2 separate regions of the Homo sapiens genome follow, and region 1 is linked to region 2. A link is a loop called in an ENCODE intact Hi-C map of the cell type or tissue named here. Cell type or tissue: heart left ventricle. All regions are shown on one strand. Each heading gives the region's core, and the rest is flanking DNA. Links, peaks and the distances in the headings are about the cores only.

Evidence for each region. A loop is a pair of places that touch in the nucleus more often than their neighbours do. Peaks named below come from ENCODE experiments on the same cell type or tissue, not always from the same donor. Only the 100,000 strongest peaks of a DNase experiment are listed, where the experiment ranks them.
Region 1: a loop joins it to region 2, with 2.8 times the contacts of the local background. A loop is called at or near these places in 2 of 110 quality-filtered maps.

Annotation. Positions count from the first base shown.
Region 1 is chr18:36,684,203-36,693,155 of GRCh38, forward strand. It overlaps FHOD3 (formin homology 2 domain containing 3), which reads left to right. Exons shown (of 29, transcript NM_001281740.3): 16 at 2,926-2,976. Among named protein-coding and RNA genes, the nearest start is that of TPGS2, 140 kb to the right of the region's middle. In heart left ventricle, for the core only: a CTCF peak has its summit at 4,018; no DNase peak of the experiment used is centred there.
Region 2 is chr18:36,619,573-36,628,525 of GRCh38, forward strand. It overlaps FHOD3 (formin homology 2 domain containing 3), which reads left to right. Exons shown (of 29, transcript NM_001281740.3): 10 at 5,939-6,177. Among named protein-coding and RNA genes, the nearest start is that of TPGS2, 200 kb to the right of the region's middle. In heart left ventricle, for the core only: a CTCF peak has its summit at 5,084 (motif pointing right); no DNase peak of the experiment used is centred there; H3K27ac peaks cover 3,165 bases.

The DNA.
Region 1 (8,953 bases), core at 281-8,280, 64 kb after region 2:
CGGTTGATTACCTGCTAATACAAAATAAAACAAAAATCAAGATTCTTTGTAGAATTTAAATAAGACCTCAAATCTCATTACAAAATATGTAAAATGTACAGAATACAATCCAAAATAACTTATCATAAAAATAATTAGGAAAATTTTAACTCAAAGGGAAAAGAGAATTAAAAGATGGCTAACCACAAAGGACATAGATATTATACATTTAAAGACTTTAAAGTAGCTATTATAAACATGCTTTAGGAAGTAAGGGCAAATACTCTTGAAACAAATGAAAAGATGTCTCTGTAAAAAAAAAATAAAAGATATAAAGATCCAAATGGAAATATATATAGAACAGGAAAATTAAAATAGAAAATTTGTCAGATGGGCCAAATAGAATTGCTATGAGAGAAGAAAGTGAACTCATTGCTATGAGTGAACCTGAAGATAGAACAACAGAAATTTTCCTACCTGAAAACTAAACACAACAAACAAAAATTGAAAGAAAAATGAACAAAGCTGTAGGGACCTGCGTAATAACATCAAAATGTCTAGCATTCGTGTCATCGGAGTCCCAGAAGTATAGGAGAATAGGACAAGAGTGCATTGGTTTTTTTTGTTTGTTTGTTTCTTGAGACAGGGTGTCACTCTTTTGCCGAGGCTGGAGTGCAGTGTCACCATCTTGGCTCACTGCAGCCTCGACCTCCCAGGCTCAGGTGATCCTCCTACCTCAGCCTCCCAAATAGCTGGGACTACAGGCATGTACATGGGACTACTGGCTAATTTTTGTATTTTTTTGTAGAGATGAGGTTTCACTGTGTTGCCCAGGCTGGTTTTGAACTCCTGGGCTCAAGTGATCCTTCTGCCTCAACCTCTTAAAGTGCTAGACTTATAGGCATGAGCCATTGCACCTGCCCATGTGTTATAATATACAGGAATTATGTTATTCATATGTATATGTTGGCAGAGTAAGAATTAGGCCTGGAAAGGTTGTCATCAGAGGCCATGCTAATAACTGTTAACCATTTGCTCTTGATTTCAAGTGATTCTAACTTGTCATTTAAGAACACAGAGAGACCTTGGCAAAATGGCCCTCCTCCACTCATCCAAAATGAATGCTAATCAACCGTAGGCAACTACTAATTATGGTGACTGCAGTTCCATATTTCTGAGGATGTGAATGAAAAGAAATTCAAAAAATAAATAGGAAAAGCTTTCTAAAGTAGTTCCTGAGGTTACCCAAATGACTGACCTTTTATCAGCCATTTCATTGATTTAAATTGTTTATGCTCCTCGTGCTTTTTGCAAAGCATCTAAAAGTTGTTCTTTATCTATTGTCATTTTTGTTGAATATGGTCTTAAGCTTTCTGAGTTATAGGAAATTTAGTTCTAGTGTGGAAAGTGATGAGGTTGGATGTTTATAAACGATGACAAATCTGAGTCCTTGTTGCATTTTTCTCCCGGTCCTACACTGCTGTAGTCTAACTTACTGCCCCTTTATATCCAGTTATCAGTACACCAAGAAATAGAATATTTAAACTATATTATGAGGTCCAGTGTTGAAAACCATGATGTTAGGATTCTCCAAGAAAGTAAACAGTCCAGTGAGAGATGACTAACCACATAGTCTTAAACTTAGATTCAATTTGGAACCTAACCAGCAGGAACAGAAAAACAAAACATTAAAATTAAGAAAACAGCAGGAACAGAAAAACAAAACATAAAATTTGGGCATCTGTGGGTACAGACAAAAGAGAAGGAACAAAGCAGGAGCTTCAGTGATCCTAGAATAGAAACTGAGAATGTAATGGATGTGGAGAAGGAATCCTGGGTTGTCACTGTGGATGACAGTGTGGCGATTCCTCAGAGACCTAGAACCAGAAATGCCATTTGACCCAGCAATCCGATTACTGGGTATATACCCAAAGGAATATAAATCATTCTATCTTAAAGACATATGCATACGTATGTTCATTACAGCACTATTCACAATAGTAAAGACATGGAATCAACCCAAATGCCCATCAATTGATAGACTGGATAAAGAAAATATGGTACATATACACCATGGAATACTATGTAGCCATAAAAAGGAATGAGATCACATCCTTCGCAAGGACATGGATGGCACTGGAAGCCATCATTCTCAGCAAACTAATGCAGGAACAGAAAACCAAACACCACATGTTCTTACTCATAAGTGGGAGCTGAACAGTGAGAACACATGGACATAGGGAGGGGACCTGTGTCCATGTGTTCTCACTGTTCTGTGTGAGAACAACACACACTGGGGCCTGTCAGTGGGGGGATTGGGGAGGGAGAGCATCAGGATAAATAGCTAAGGCATGTTGGGCTTAATACTTAGGTGACGGGTTGATAGGTGCAGCAAACCACCCTGGCACACATTTACCTATGTAACAGACCTGCACACCCCTCATGTATCCTGGAAATAAAAAAAAAAAAAAAATCCTGGGTTGTGGAAGGAATATTCAGCTTGTGGAGTGCAACATAGAATGGCCAAGGAACTTAGATTTAATTCTTAAGATGGCTGTTATGAAGCTACCAGAGCTCAACTGGATGCTAATCACCTCCAAAAGCTATTGCTTGCTTGTTATTGCTGTATTTTATTTATGGATTTTTTAAAAACTTCTCTTTCCTCAGATACTTACATTCTTTCCAACAAGTAATTAGTAGTGTTTCTGGGTGAATCCAATAATCCTATGTTTTCTGCAATCCCTGTGATTGTATTGAAGATCGATTGTATTTAATAATTTTGAAGTACAGGCTTTAAACTTTTAAAAATTCAGCTACAACCATTTTACATTTCTGAGGCAGTGCCAGTCTTTCATGATATACTGTTTATAATTTATTGGTAATTTTCTGAGTATCTAATTCTGTTACTTTCTTTTCCTGTTTGTTTGTTCTACATATTTCCATTAGCCGAGATTATTTAGACAAAAGAGAGGAGCAAAGGCAAGCAAGAGAAGAAAGGTTTGTATATTTCTTCTTTCCCATTGTAACAAATGGCATGTGACTTTGCACTGTTAACCTAGCATGCAGAGAGACTGTCGATTAAAATATAACTGCTTCACCTAAAACCTTACATAGCTGGCATTTTGCAGAACAGAGTGTACTAGTTACCTAAATTTTCCAATAAAAGTATGGAGTTGTCATTTGGTGCCATCATGGTTAAGTGTGTCTATTCCTTCAAATGAGCACGTTTATGTTAGCATAATGACATAGGGCATATATTTGAAATACCCTGCACCACCACTGCTGAGCCTGGACTACATGTTCCTAATGCATGCTTTTATGTCACATGGTCAGCACTCCTTCAAGAAATATTTTAGTATCCACACTGTGCCAGGCAGCAGCTGGGGGCACTAGATATATCTGAGACTCTTTCTGGATGTGCCTGGTCACTTACCTGTCTCCCTACTGAACTGTACTCAGCTCCTCGATGGCAGGAACAATGCCTAGATTTCCTTTATTTCCCCAGTACCCACCACAGTGCTTGGCATGTAGTTGGGACTTAGGAATAATATATGGAATCAGTAAATGAGTAAATGAACCAACAGCTTTATTTAAAATATTCAAGCTGTAAACTACTTTATTTCTTTTTTTCATTTTAAAAACTACTTCATTTATGGTACGAATCTTTGTGGTTTGTGATGCTAACTAGAAAATGCATGAATACATTTTTAAATTTCTATCCACAGAATATTTGTATACAATTTTGTAAGAAAAACATATATGAGATACATTACTTTATAAGATTAAGAAGTATGTTATTAAAATGTTGCTGTAATATTCGAACCAGCCTAGGTCATATAACAGAGCAGCTCAAAACTCTGGTGTTGATCAGTAGTATATTTCAATGGCAACATGCTTTGAATCTCAATAAAAGATACAAAGATGTTCAGTGTCTAATAAATGCAGAGAAACAGTGGAAACTGGTTTTACAAGTAGACTGGCAAAAGACAAGTTTTCACCCCCAGCTCTTTATAGCCTGCAGTTGTCCCCTCTACCACCAGGTGGGGTGACTGCATGGAGAGATGGAAAGACTGCTTTTAACACCTTTTATGCTGGAGCCAGCTGGGAACCTAACAATTTCTGGACTGGGCCAATAAGAAGTAGAATTGTGCTAATTTTCTAAACACCAGCTAAATACATCAGGACAGTCTCTGAGGCAGGGAAGAGTGGAGACTGCCTGTCTTCAATTTAAGAATTAGATGCTTAGATCAACCTCTTAAATAAAATGATGGCATTACTTTGATTCCAACATTCTATTTGATTATTGTCATCCTAATAACCAGTTGTGGCTGGCAAATCTAGAGTGAAACATGCTGCTAAAGAAATAGGAAGCTTATATTTCTCACTAGTACCTGTTTTTTACATCAGAGGGCATCACATATACTTTCACTGAAAATGCGGTTGACTTCCTGCCCAGGCATAAGGAACTAAATTTTATTATTTTAGTTCTCCCCCCAGATTCTGTACTTATTTGAGCTTTCAACAACTTGACTGTTAGGTTAAGTCCACACAGACAAGGCTTGGCAGCTCCTGGGGAGGTGGTTTAAGTGCTGTGTCAAGATCTGAACTGGCTCAGCTGACTTCAAAATTTCCCCAAACCACGGAAGTCCAGCTCTTTCTGGATATTATTTACTGCTCTTTTTTGTCCAAACAAGACTTCACTTATGTCTGGCAAACTCGTAAGAGGAGGTTGCTGCTTCTCCTCTCTCCTCTGGTTCTGCCCATAGTCTTTGCTCCCAGGCTGCCCATCAGCCTGGACACAGGAGTGTGCTCCCCAGGCCCACTGTGGGATTCTTCCCTTGAAGCCACCTCTCTGTTTACACGGAGGTCTAGGGAAGCAGGCACGCATTTTCCTTTGGTTTGGCTCAGCCATTTTTCTTGTTAGTTTTCTTCTTGAATAACCTGGTGAAGATGGGAGTTAGGGGAAATATAGACTTTCATCCCTGTTTCAAAAGCTTTTAAGAGTTCCTACTAAGCCAGGAAAAAGTAAGATTTCCAAGTATAATGGAATTTGGAAATGGAAACTAGTAGAGATCAGAGGTGGGAAGTAGTACAGAAATAAGGAAAAGTAACTCTTCCAGATAGAGCAATGTGTGTTTGTCAAGTCCCACATCTCTTACCCTTAATGCAAGACTCAGAAAAAGACAGCCAGAGTCACAGCAGATGGTTTTTGAGGTTTGTATCATGTAACTGTAACAAGATGAATGTCATCTTATTTTGAGGTGTAGTGACCATCTGGATACATGTTATATTATTTCATATCATCTCACTCCATAATTTCAGACAAACTATGTTATTGGCAATGGTGCAGACCAGGAGTAAGTTTCTGTTGAGATGCTACTTCTCATCCTTTTAAGTATTAGAAGAAAGGCTTTATAGGATAATGATTGATTAAAATGACATTCACAAATAATTTAAAGGAGAAAAAAGAAGTGTGTGTAGTAAGGAATGAGCCAGGCTGGGGGTGTGTTGTGGGGTAGCACAGGAGGATACTTCTGTTTGGGTTTGTTAGTCTGAGGGAGACAGCAGGGCATGGAGAAGAAATGCTTTATAGCAAACAGGGGCTATGGGAACAAAGTGCAAAGAAAAGGTTGGAACTGGGCTAGGGTTTTGGAAATTGTGCATGAAAATGATCAATGAAGCAGTAAGAAAGGGTTCTGAGCCTTGCTTAGAAGGACTGAGAACAGGGCAGAAGTTAAAGGGAGCCAGAGTTTACTTTAATGTAAGTGAGAATTTCCAAATAGAAGTGTGGCAGGAAAAGTCATCAGTAAGTAGGTCTAGGTTAATCTAAAGTCAAGCAGAGTTTCTGTAGGGCCCTGTGAAAAGAGACTGAGCCGCAGTACCAGCCCTGCCACTGAGCTCTGGCGGATGTTGGAGTTCATCCCAGTGGTTTATTTGTCTCTCTCTCCCACTGAACTGTGAGCTCTGTGAGGGTGGGATTTTTCCTTGTTTATTATTAAATCGTGAGTGCCCACTACAGTTCTTGGCACATGACAGGCACTTGACAAACATTCAATAAATAAATGAAAAGATGAATGAACAAACAAATGATATAGGCAGAGGATAAACGGGAATGTTTGGATGAAGGCAGCAAAAGTAGGAAGTCTTTTCTTGGGGCTGTGGTTTGTGGATAGAAAGCCCGGTGCTTCCCACAGAGGAGGCTCTGTCGGTCTGTGGATTGAGTGTGGCTTCGCATGGCAGCAGGGATACGTGACAGTCATTGCATGGGCCGGTGGGTCCTCAGATCAAGTACTATTGGGCCCCATAGCACTTAAGTCATTGTCTAGGAAAAGGTCATGACATAGGTCCAGCTTCCTCCCCAAGAACTGCTGGAGGTTCTTCTGGGGCAGGAGGGGTCGCTAAGCTGTAACACCGTAAATGCCTGTGGCATGGCCGTCTCCGCGTACCAGCCCACCGCCTTCACCACTCTGGCCACTGCAGATGAACGCTGCTGCTGCTTTTTCAGAAAGGTTTAGTGCTCTTGACCTCCATGCCTCTCTGCCCCGCCATATAAAAAAAAAACTTTTAATTATGATCAAATGCACATCACATGAAATTGACCATCTTAACCATTTTAAATGTGTATTTCAGTAGCATTAAGTGCATTCACATTGTTGTGTAACCAGTCTCCAGACTCTTCTCATCTTATAAAACTGAACCTCTTTATCCATGAAGCAACAACTCACCATCCCTCTACCTCTGCTTCTACCATTTTTGTCTAACACATAAACATCATGTTTTGGGACAATTCAGATTAAACCTCTAACTCTTCCCATGTCTTACAGATCTTCAGTGATGGCATCTGTGAGGCCAAAGGGTACACAGGAATAGCATTTGAGTCAAATATATACAGGCTCTGGGATGAGTGGCCCCTGGAGTCTCCCAGAAAGTGGGTTAAACCCTTTGGCTCCCCACAAATTCCTGCCCACCTGGCTGCCCACAGAGAGGCATGCAGAAGGCCAGGACCAGGAATGAGCCAGCAAAAATGAATGCAGCAAGTGGGATGTCCTCCTGGCTGGAAGCCTTTCATTGAGGGCTTCATCACCACCACCCACTCCAGACTCATTTGATTTCTTGCAGTGGGATTCTGACCTCCTGAATTCCTGGACCTGTCCAGATTCTCTTATTTGCACTCATTTCTTGCCTGCCCCTTTATCCTGTGGCAGCAGTGTGGGAATGCCTGTGCTCACAACTCCTGGACTTAGGGCATTTCTGGCCTTGAACTTGCCACCATCCCATTTAACACATACCTGCTGGAGGCCCTGCCTCTTACCCTTAAAATTGTTTTCTTTCAAGGTTCTTGTTACTTCCACAGCCAAGTGGCTTTTTCTTGCTGGCCCGAATTAAGGCCACAAACACATTCCTTTTGTTGCCTCTCTTACCCCTCAAGAGGTGGTGCTCTTGGCCAAGCCTGAAGTGTTTGTGTCTACATATACATGCACTACACACCTTTTATCAGAGATTCACCATGAATGCAAGCTCATTCCCCACAAAAATGAAATGGGATGCATTTGCTCCCTCAGCATCCTGGGCTGCAGGTGGACCTCTGCAGGTGGGGTGCCACTCTGCAGGCTTCTCCCTGCATGCTCTGCCTGCTTCCCATCAGCCTGCAAATGCAAGGCACCGAGGGAAAGAACAGAGGATGGTAATCTTCCTGTTCATGAAAATCCTATTATTTGCTTTTTGAAAACAGACATACACATGTGAACAGATGACTAAATATGCCAGGCAGTAAATGTAAAATGCCATCTGAGTTGAAGGGACTACATATCCGACATGAGTTCAGAGGCAAGGCCAAGATCACTTCCAGCTGTGGTGGTCAAGGCAGCCTTCCTGGAGGGAGATGTGCATGCAAGTGTGGTCCGAAGGGTGGACTGCCTTTGGGCTGGCAGGGAAAAGGGGTGAGGATTACAGATCGAGAAACCACACCCACCTTGAGGATGGGATGCAAAAAATGCATGCTTTTTAAATGCATTGTTTTAAAATATTTTAATTATGTGCTCTGCCTTTCTTATCTGGGTAAATGAGGAACACCATGTCTAATGCCCATTGTGAGGAACTGAAGCAGTGAATTGGATAGATGCAAAGTGAGCGTCTTGAGTAAGCTGTTCCAAAGTTTAGTGGTAGGTAAGATAGTAAGAAACCTGTTACAGCTGAATGCATAAATTTATTTCTGAAAAAATAATGGTGAGTAAAATTAGCAGACATCTGGAAGAGGCACACATTTCAAAGTTATTTTGGTCTGATCTATAAAGCGCACTATGAGGAATATGATTGGTAGCTGGTCTTAATAAACAGTTAGTGGGTTCTGCCTGCCTGAAATGCAAAACAGATGTATCTTTGTTCTTTTAAACTGACTTTGATGAATAAACTCTATGTGACGTCAGGTTCAAGCTATTGGATGTCTGATTCCTACTCAGAAATATTTTAGAATATAAAAAAAGTTTCCATGGTCAGCACTGAGAGAACAAAGTGAATTCCAGTTACATTGCTGTTAGTATTGAAGCAGGTTCAGAAATTCAGAGAGGCAGGCCTTCATCCAAGCAACCCCCTTTGGTATATGGGGGGCATTTTTTTTCTCTCTGCCACACCAAGGCACCCACCCATTTCACAGCTGTGAGCTCCGAGGGGGTTTGGTTTTCAGCCATCACTCTTGAGGCTTTTTGGTGGTGGTTATTGCTGTTTTGCTTATTTACAAATGTTCCCTAAAAGAGCAAGATAGGATTCTGCAGCAGTGATCCAGTATCTAGGGACTGTGTGATGCTGCCATTTCCCCCAATTTGCTTGGTTATGAGTGACGTGGGATTTTTAATCATTAGCATCTTGGCTTTGCTGGGTGTTTTTGGCAGGCTGACTCTCCAGCCAGCCCTGCACTGTGCTGTGTGCATCAGGAAACCGGCTCATTCTGCAGGTGTTTCATCCATAAACAAGCATC
Region 2 (8,953 bases), core at 715-8,714:
CTGAAGTATTGCACTATCTTCCTATTCATTTGCTTGTCTATTACTTTGTTCATTCCACAAAACTTCATTGAGCACCTGCTATGTGCCAGGCACTATTCTAGCCCTGGTGACCCAGCACATCAGGCAAGACCACTGCCCTGAGAGGGCACATACTCTAATGAGGTGCAGACAGCAATCAAGAACGTGCGTAAGCAGAGGATCTGAGATCGCAAACATGTCTATGAAGAAAAGAGACGGTATGAGGTGGGGGCCAGAAAGAGGGGCAGCAGCAAGGAAGGAAGGCCTGATGAAAGACAGTGAATGAGGGAGAGCATTGGAGGAGGTCAGGCATGGCAGGTGTCAGGGGTTGAAAGGAGGCTGGGTGGCTACAGGGGTAGGGCCTGGAGAGCAGCATGTTCAGAGCCTGGGGGACATTGAGATCCCATGAGGGCCTTCTCCCCATTCCAAACTCCCACTGGCTGAAAGCAAGGTGATCCTCCTGAAAGTCAAATCTCATTATGCTGTTCTCCTGTTTAAGAAAACGAATGAATGAGCTTTTCATGACCAGTAAGATGAAACCAAAATTCCTTCCATTGGTACAAGGGCCCTCCATACTCCGAGGCCTTCGTGCCTCTGTGGCCTCATCTCCACCATTCCCAAGATGTGTCTGAAGTTTCAACCACACTCAACTTCTCCTGTTTTTGAACATGAAAGGCAGGTTCTTTGGGGAACTTTCCTTTATCCATTCTATTTTCTTTGCCTGGAGTGTTTTTTCTTCCTATTCTCAAGTTATCAAACTCCTACTCCTGCTGCTGCAGTCACTTCAGATGTCATCTCTTTCCCTAAGGCTCCTTGGCAAGATGGAAGGGGCTCCTTCTGTTTGTCCCCCTACTGCCATTCATAGCTGATGAGAGGGTGCTGCCTTGTGTCCACACCTCTGATTTAACACTCCTCAGAATGTGCGACCTGTTTCCCTTTGAGCTACTCTAAGCCATATGTCTCATGCCTCTGTCTAGCCCCAAGGGCCAGCAGCACAGCTGCCCAAAGTAGAAGTTCAGTAGGTGCTTGAATGAAGGTCTCCTTCAAATACCACACATTTCATGATAGTGTCTACCAGGTGCTGAGTTGAATGAAGGAAGGATGCTATTCAGTTGGAAAGCAGTCACCTTAAGGGGCAGATGCCCTGTGTAATAACTCAAGCTGTGACAACTGAATCCTTTAGATAGCTGGCAGAGTTGGGATTTTTCTTTCTTTCTGAAAGTTAATGCATCTCAAAAATATATTCATTGCCAAAAGACAACCAACTTCAATATATGCAAGGGCAGCAACGAAGCCTACAAGCAGAACCAATTTTTTTTTTCACAAAAGACTGAATGTTCTCAAGCAATTGCAGAGAGCTTGGTTAGCCTTCTAGAATTCTTCCTAATAGAGAAGGACATCTGGTGGCCATTATGTCTTGGACTTGCTGGAAACAGGCCCAATTTCCTGTAATTTAACTCCATTTCAGAAGGGTGATTTGATCCATGTTTAATTAAATTCATTTGAATTTTTATGGCTTCATATTATTTTTTTCACATACATAAATTGACAGAAAAGAAAATATTTTGTCAGATTACGTGTTCTAACTTTAGATTCTGAAAATGTGTCCTTGTAAGGGGTCAGGCATCTTAAGGCTGAAGACTGTAGAGGATGAGAAATAACTATTACTGTTAAGAGTAATTAATAGGTCCAATCTCTGAAGATTCTTCCTTGTCATAGGTGATAGGAAGTATGTATCAGTTATCTTTTTCTGCATAACAAAACACCCCAGAACTTAGTGGTGTAAAACAACAATCCCTGTTCCTGATGTTTTGGGTTAGGAATTTGAGCCTTATTCAGCTGGGAAGTTTTCACTCAGCTGCAGTTATCTAGTGGTTTGAGTGAGCTGAGTGGTCTAAGACGGCCTTAGTTTATCTACTTGGCCTGGCATTTGGTACTGGCTGTTGGCTGGGCCATGTGTCTTCAACAGCCTAGCCCACATGTCTTCCCATGATAGCAGTGTTTCAAAAAGGCAAGTCCCAGTGTGTAAACACTTTTCAGGCTTCTGTGTGCATCATGTTTGTTGATGTTCCATTGGCCAAAGCAAGCCACATTGTTGAGCTTTCATGGGTGATGAGCACATCACAGTCTATATTCTTCTCTCTATTTTGTGTGTGTTTGAGAATTTCCACAGTACAAAGTTAAAGAAAAAAACTGTTCAAGCATTAAAAATGAAACCACCATATGATCCAGCAGTCCCACTTCTGGATATTCATCAAAAAGAATTGAAATCAGGATTTTGGAGAAATATTGGTACTCCCATGTTTGTCGCAGCACTAGTCACAATAGCCAAGGTGTGGAACCAACCAAAATGTCCAATGATGGACGAATCAATAAAGAACATATGGTATATACAGGCAATGGAATATTTTCAGTCTTAAGACGGAAATCTTGACATTTCCTACAACTTGGATGAACTTGTAGGACATTTTGCTAAGTGAAATGGCCCAGTCACAGAAGGACAAATACTGCATATTTTCACTTATATGAGGTATCTAAAATAGACTCACAGAAGCAGAGAGTAGGATGGCCATTACCAGGGGCTAAGGAGAGGGGGTGAAGGAGAGTTGCCTATCAGCAAGCATAAAGTTTTAGTAATGCAAGATGAATAAGTTATAGATATGTGCTATACCACATCGTCCCTCTAGTTAACAATAATGTATCGTACACTTAGAATCTGATAAAAGAATAGATCTCATGTTGAATATTTTTACTACAATAAATAAAAAGAAAAAAATTCTTAAGAATGTTCAGATCATTCAGTGGCCTCAAAGACTGGTAGAAGTGGTTACAGATGTCACCTTAAGTTGCCCCTAACTGCTTTCTTGGTTACATGGGGATGTGTAAGCCGTCAGGGCTGGATTCTGGACCCTACTTGCTCCTTGCCCAAGTTTTTAGTTTACAAATAGCGTTCTACATTTAATTAAAAGAGTTAGAAGGTATTTGATGAGAGGTCTAGCAAATGAGTCACTCCATTACTTGGGACAGTGTTAGAGGTCTTGCAGGACTGGCTCTATCTCACTTAGTGCTCCCACGGAGGATACTCATTGCGCTGTATTTGATTAGGTCTGACTCTTACCACATGTCCTAAATAAGCCTTGGGTGAAAAGCCGTACTCTCCAGGTGTTTTCTAGCTCCCAGTGTTCCTGAGTCTAAGCTGTAGTGCTCACTAGAGCCGAAAGCATTTGGAAATGCCACCGTAGCCTAGCATGTGCAAACAAAGCCTCTCTTCCTGTCATCACTGGACACTGATGACTCTAGAATTCTTATTATAAAAACAAAACCATGAGTGAACAGCAGCCTCCAATTTCTTGTTATGTTGTCCCTGACTGCCAAGCATGAGGCTACCCTTGGGTCTACCAAGATTCTGTGGCCCATTTGCTCCCTCCATGCACTCTTCTTGTTTTAAGTAGCTTGATGTTTTGTTAATTATCTGAACTTCAGAAAGCCCTAACTGCATGCCATGTTATGGTGTTGCCTTGATAATTTTTCCAGATTTTTCTTGGCCTTCAAACTTTCTGGTTATCTCTACCTTCCTTGACAAAGGGCAGTTAAAGTGGATTTCACTTCATGCACACTGTGTGCCTCTCTGAAAGGACTTGTGAGTAGAACGTCACTTGATCCTTGGATCTCTGAGGTTAGACAAGGAATTAGAAATATCTTAACTCTACTTTAGCCCCTAATCTTATCATTCCAAATGTGTGCTTAATAAGAAGCAGAATCAACACATCAGGTCAGAATAAGTTCAAATGGTCTAGAATTTTTATTTATAGAAATGAAAAAAACATTGGCTAGAAACACTTAAAAATGCTGTCCTTTGTTAGGTATGTGGTTGTTCTCAAACTTTTCCCCACAGAATGTCATTTAAAGTTTTAAAGTTGAGATGACATATGTGCTTAACTAAATGCTTAATTTCTTTTTAGTTCTTGCAGTTACAATGCAGAAGGATACTCCTAGGAAATAGAATTCCCAATGAGATTTTGTAAAGATAGAGCTTTTATCAATTCTTGCCTCAAACCTCCCAAAATTATGTTTGGTGAATTCTAGGGGAGTAAAACAGTCAAAAGTCTGTTAAATTATCGTCACCTATGGGAGTTTGTTATAAGATGTATCTGGCATGTAGATGGAAGAGATTTTGTGAAAGCTTGAGCTGGTGGAAACAGGGTAGGGCAGATAAGGGTGGATACACTCCTGGTAAACGGTTTGTGTATCTCAGGTGCTGATATGTCCCTGTGAACTGAGATGACAGTGGCTAACCTGGCCTTGCCTCAGCCGAGCTCACATGAGGGCAGCTGATTTTGCAATAGCTAGGTTTTCTGCACATAGGTGATGTTAAAGCCATATACTGTGGTTAGCTATCTGAGTCTTTATATTCTCCATTCTCTCACATGGAAGGACTGGGTTGTGAAATGTGACTAAGAACACCCACAAGGCTGGAGAACTTGCATGTTTGGGGACTTGGAACTGTGTTATTCCATGGTTGCGAAGTCAGAAGTTCTGTGTGATTAAGGAATTTATGGGCATCTTAGGTCACTTCCTGTGAGAGAATGGATAGGGGAAGGCAGTCATATTCATTGAGTACCACAGAGAAGGCCCTACCCTAGATGCTTTACACAAGTTACCTTTACATAAGTGATTCTCATCACAAACCTGCAAGGGCAATTCTATTACCTTCATTTGGTGAGCCAGAGAGGGTACAAGTAATTTATGACAGGGCACACCTGGTTCATTAGTGGCACAGCCAGCATGCACACCAAGGTCTAGTTGACACCAAAACTTGTATTCTTTCTGCTGTCCAGTTTTAGAGAATGTAGGCGTAGGCATAACAATTAGAGGCCAGAGATAGAGTCCCTGGCTACGAAGAGTCATCATGGATAAGGAGCAGAGCTGGGTGCTAGAAGAGAGGTGGAGGAGAGTTACTCAGAAGGACAGTTAGTTTTAATGGGAGGTGAGAAAGCCATGAAGTAAGATCCAGGACAGAGTGAGATTAAGAGATGGAAAAGCTGGTCTTCTGCAGAGGGCGCCACCTAGACACAGGGCTAAAAATATCCCTTGGAGAAAGGCAAAGGGTAAGAAAGAGTATGGGACCAGTTGGCTCACATTTCCCCATGTAAGCCGGAGTGGCAAAGTGCAAGCCAGTTATTTTTCTGCACAAATATGCGTCACTCTTAGGAAACTTTAAAACAAATCTTAATTCTAGGAGTTGTCTTTTTGTGTTGTGTATCTTTGTGACTTGTGTTTGCAAGCTTCTGGTAAAACTACAGGCTCCACTCCAAATCCTGAACCAGGCTGCTGTGATAGCCTGATAGTGCAGCAGCTGTCAGCCAAGATTTTGAAATTAAACAGTACCTGCTGTGGCACTAGTCCTCTTAGAAAGATTTATGGGTGAGGCCAGTTCCCATTCACCTGGATCTTGTGGCTCTGGCCACTTCTGAGCACCCTCTTTGGGAAAGCGAGCTCAAGACTGATAGGGAACCGGCCACCACTAGGCTTCAGGAGAGATTCAGGCTCATGGAGCAGAAAAGAGACACGGGTGGGCAAGGAGATGGTGAAGGCCCGGGAAATGGAAATGCTGGGGTACAGAGTTAGTTAGGTCCTATCCGATTACAAAAATATTTCTCAGACTCACTGGTCATATTGGCTGCCCGCTTCGTGTCTGTTTGATGGGAAGAACCTACAGTGGCAGGCATCTTCCAGTGCCCAGGCTGTGTTTGGCTTGGACACATGTGGTTGTGAAGACCTGGCAGGGAAGCTGAGGCGTGCAGTTTGCGAAGACAGAGTTAAAAATCCCTATTAGGGCAATCCTGAAATGCAGTCACACCTGAGGTCTGTGAAAGGATGCCAAGCCTGACCTTGCACTGGGCGTGCTCTGCTTTTCCAGGTGGCGCTCAGGCACGAGGATGGCGATGAGACCACGGAGCCACCCCCCAGTGGGTGCCGGGACCGGAGGAGGGCCAGCGTGTGTTCCAGTGGCGGAGGCGAGCACCGGGGCCTGGACCGCAGAAGGAGCCGCAGGCACTCGGTGCAGAGCATCAAGAGCACCCTGTCGGCCCCCACCAGTCCCTGCTCCCAGTCAGCTCCCAGCTTCAAGCCCAACCAAGTGCGAGATCTGCGTGAAAAGTAAGCATTAACTTGGCAGTGGAGAGGGGTGCAAGGATGCCATCCAAAAGAGAGCCCACAGGTGCCTGCCACTCTCCCCTCCCTGCTGGCCACTTTGTCCCCCACCCAGCATTGCTCCCTACCTCTTCTTGACCATTAAACCACCAGCCAAACATCTCGGTGGATTTCCCACACAGGGTGGCCCCTGGCGACTTTTACAGACTTCATCTTACTAATCCCAGGAACTGTTTTTCAGCTACCTGTTTTTAAAAAATATTATTTACTATCTCAGTTAATATCTGTTCAGAAAAGCTGTGTTTTATCAAATGGAAAAGACTTCAAAACACAAAACTTTGGCCTAGAAATAACCACTGTAGGAATGTGGGGTTGGAAGAGTCTCGCGATACTCCTGACAATACAGGGATATCTCTGGGTTGGTTTAAGTTAAACAGAAAAAACCCATATGAGTTTCCAAATAGCTGTCTCTATATATTTCAGTACACACTAATTCCATCATTTAGTCTGAAACATTTTTATTGAGTGTCTGTTAGAGGCCAGGACTACTTGAAGCCATGAAGATACATAAATAGAAAGGTATGATCTCTGTCCCTTTGAGCCTCACGTTTGGGCTGGGAGGAAGACCGAGAATGGTAGATAGAAAAAAATGGAATGATTGGCAATCCTATGAGATATTATATGTATTTAAAGTATAAAGTTTGACAAAATCTGCCAAACCCAGAGTGGTTCTATAGTATAGAGGTACAACAAAAGGCTGGCCATGCCTGCTCCAGAGTCTGGGTCCAGTTGTATCTTCCCAAATGGATGCTCTGAGGTCACTGGGATGAGGGACTTTAGGCTCCAGTCTCTGCCACCCAAATCCACAGGGGCTGACTAACACATTCCCATCCTGCTGCTGATAGTCTGGAAGCAGGAAGTGCTCATATCACTTGGCTGGATCATCCTCCCTCATCATAGAGATCCTCCTGGGAGTCAAATTTAGGTCACCAGGCTACATTATGAGGAAGAAAATCACTCAGAATAAGTTGGATGACCTTAAGAAAGAGTGATCAAGATATATCCCTCCTCTCCATCTCTAAGGGAATACCCCACCAGCACCAAGAGGTGCCCCAAACAATCTGATACCCATGGAATCATTTGAGCAGGACCCAGGCCATGCCTTCAGATACCTGTTATCCCAGGAGGAGGAGGGACTGGTTTGAGATAGATGTGCAACCATGGTCTATGTTGACACCCCTCTTCTACCTCATAACCCCAGATGCCCTCTCTCTACAGGCTTTTATGTTTCTGAGAGTCTGTGTACAGCTCTATTTTAGTGAAAAGAAGACCTAAACTTCTAAACATATTAAGGAAAGAGAACCTTTACCATGAGCATTGCATTTTGTGATCTAGAATCTTAAAGAAACTCAGCCAATTCTCAAAGAAAAAGCCCTCGAAGCTCTCTTCCAGCTGGCTTGAGAAGTTAACATGAAGAGAATTGAGGAAATTGTACACAATCCTCTGAAAAAGGCCTGTATATAAAGCCACCGAAGATGCTGAGGGTAGGAGTTAGGTGGACCTTGTCAGTAGTACTTGGTGTTCTCCTGCTTCATCATGTTTGTTCCTTGTCTGTTTCTTGCTGTTACACTTTTCGAGGATTCCTGTGTTGTGAGTTCAGGTGACAATGCTTTGCAATAGGCTGGTAAGGATGATGATACGGAAGTGGACCATCCTGGGCACGGTTCACAGTCTTGAAGTGCTGGGCTCGGTAGGATCTGAAACAGGAGGCCAGAGATGCCACTCTGAATGCTGTTTGCTTCATTCTTTTTGGAATTTCACTTTACTGGAATTATTACTTCAACATTAATTTAGTAGCATTTGAGCAAAATATACTTTGCAGCTTGTAAAGATAGGTGATGTTTTATCTATCTAGATTGATGATTATGAAGTGACTTCATTTACGAAGCCTGTTGGAGGGATTTTGCCTGTGGCCCCAAAGTGACGGCATGATTTTGATGAGGTGGGAGTGCGATAGTGGGAATGCAGTGGTGAAATGCTGATTGGGAAATGATTTCTTCCTGCATAGCTTAGTCACCTGCTCAACATCTGTGCCTCAAACAGTACCTCAGAGTCAAGTGGCTCATTGTGTTCTGTCCCCTGCAGACCTTGAAAGACACAGAAGCTGCCTCATGTACATATATGCACATTGCTCTTCATCCCTGCAAACGCCCTGGCCGCACCTAACGCTAGCTTATAGCAACATGCCTTCAGATGCCACATATGAAGGATTTGGGGCTAGATTTTATAACTCAGTCACCCAAGTGATGCCAACTTTTGTAAAGAAGGGAGAAATATGTTTTAGAAAGGGGTTCATATTGTTCTAAAAAAATATAGGGCAGTCTCCACTCAGATGGTCCTTTTGCATCATTTGAATTTAACTCTCACGATCATCCTCTGTAAGATTCAGACAGGACAGGTTTTATTAACCTCATTGTACAAGTGAGAAAACAGATGGGGCTAAGTGCCTATTCCAAATCACAGGACTAAGGGCTATGACCAAGGGCTGGGCCCTTGGCTCTTAATATCCAAAGTATACAGACTCCTTCCCAGTCAACCACATCCCAGCCAACCACTCCTAAACATATTCTTCAAGCGAGATGATTAGAGAGACAATTTGATTTACATTCCTTGTAGGTATTTTTTTGTTTGAGGTAAATACAAAAATTCAAAGACTTGGAGAGAAATGCTTAGTCTCCCTGTAGACTTAAGCCAGCTATGTGCTTTAATTCTAATAAAGACT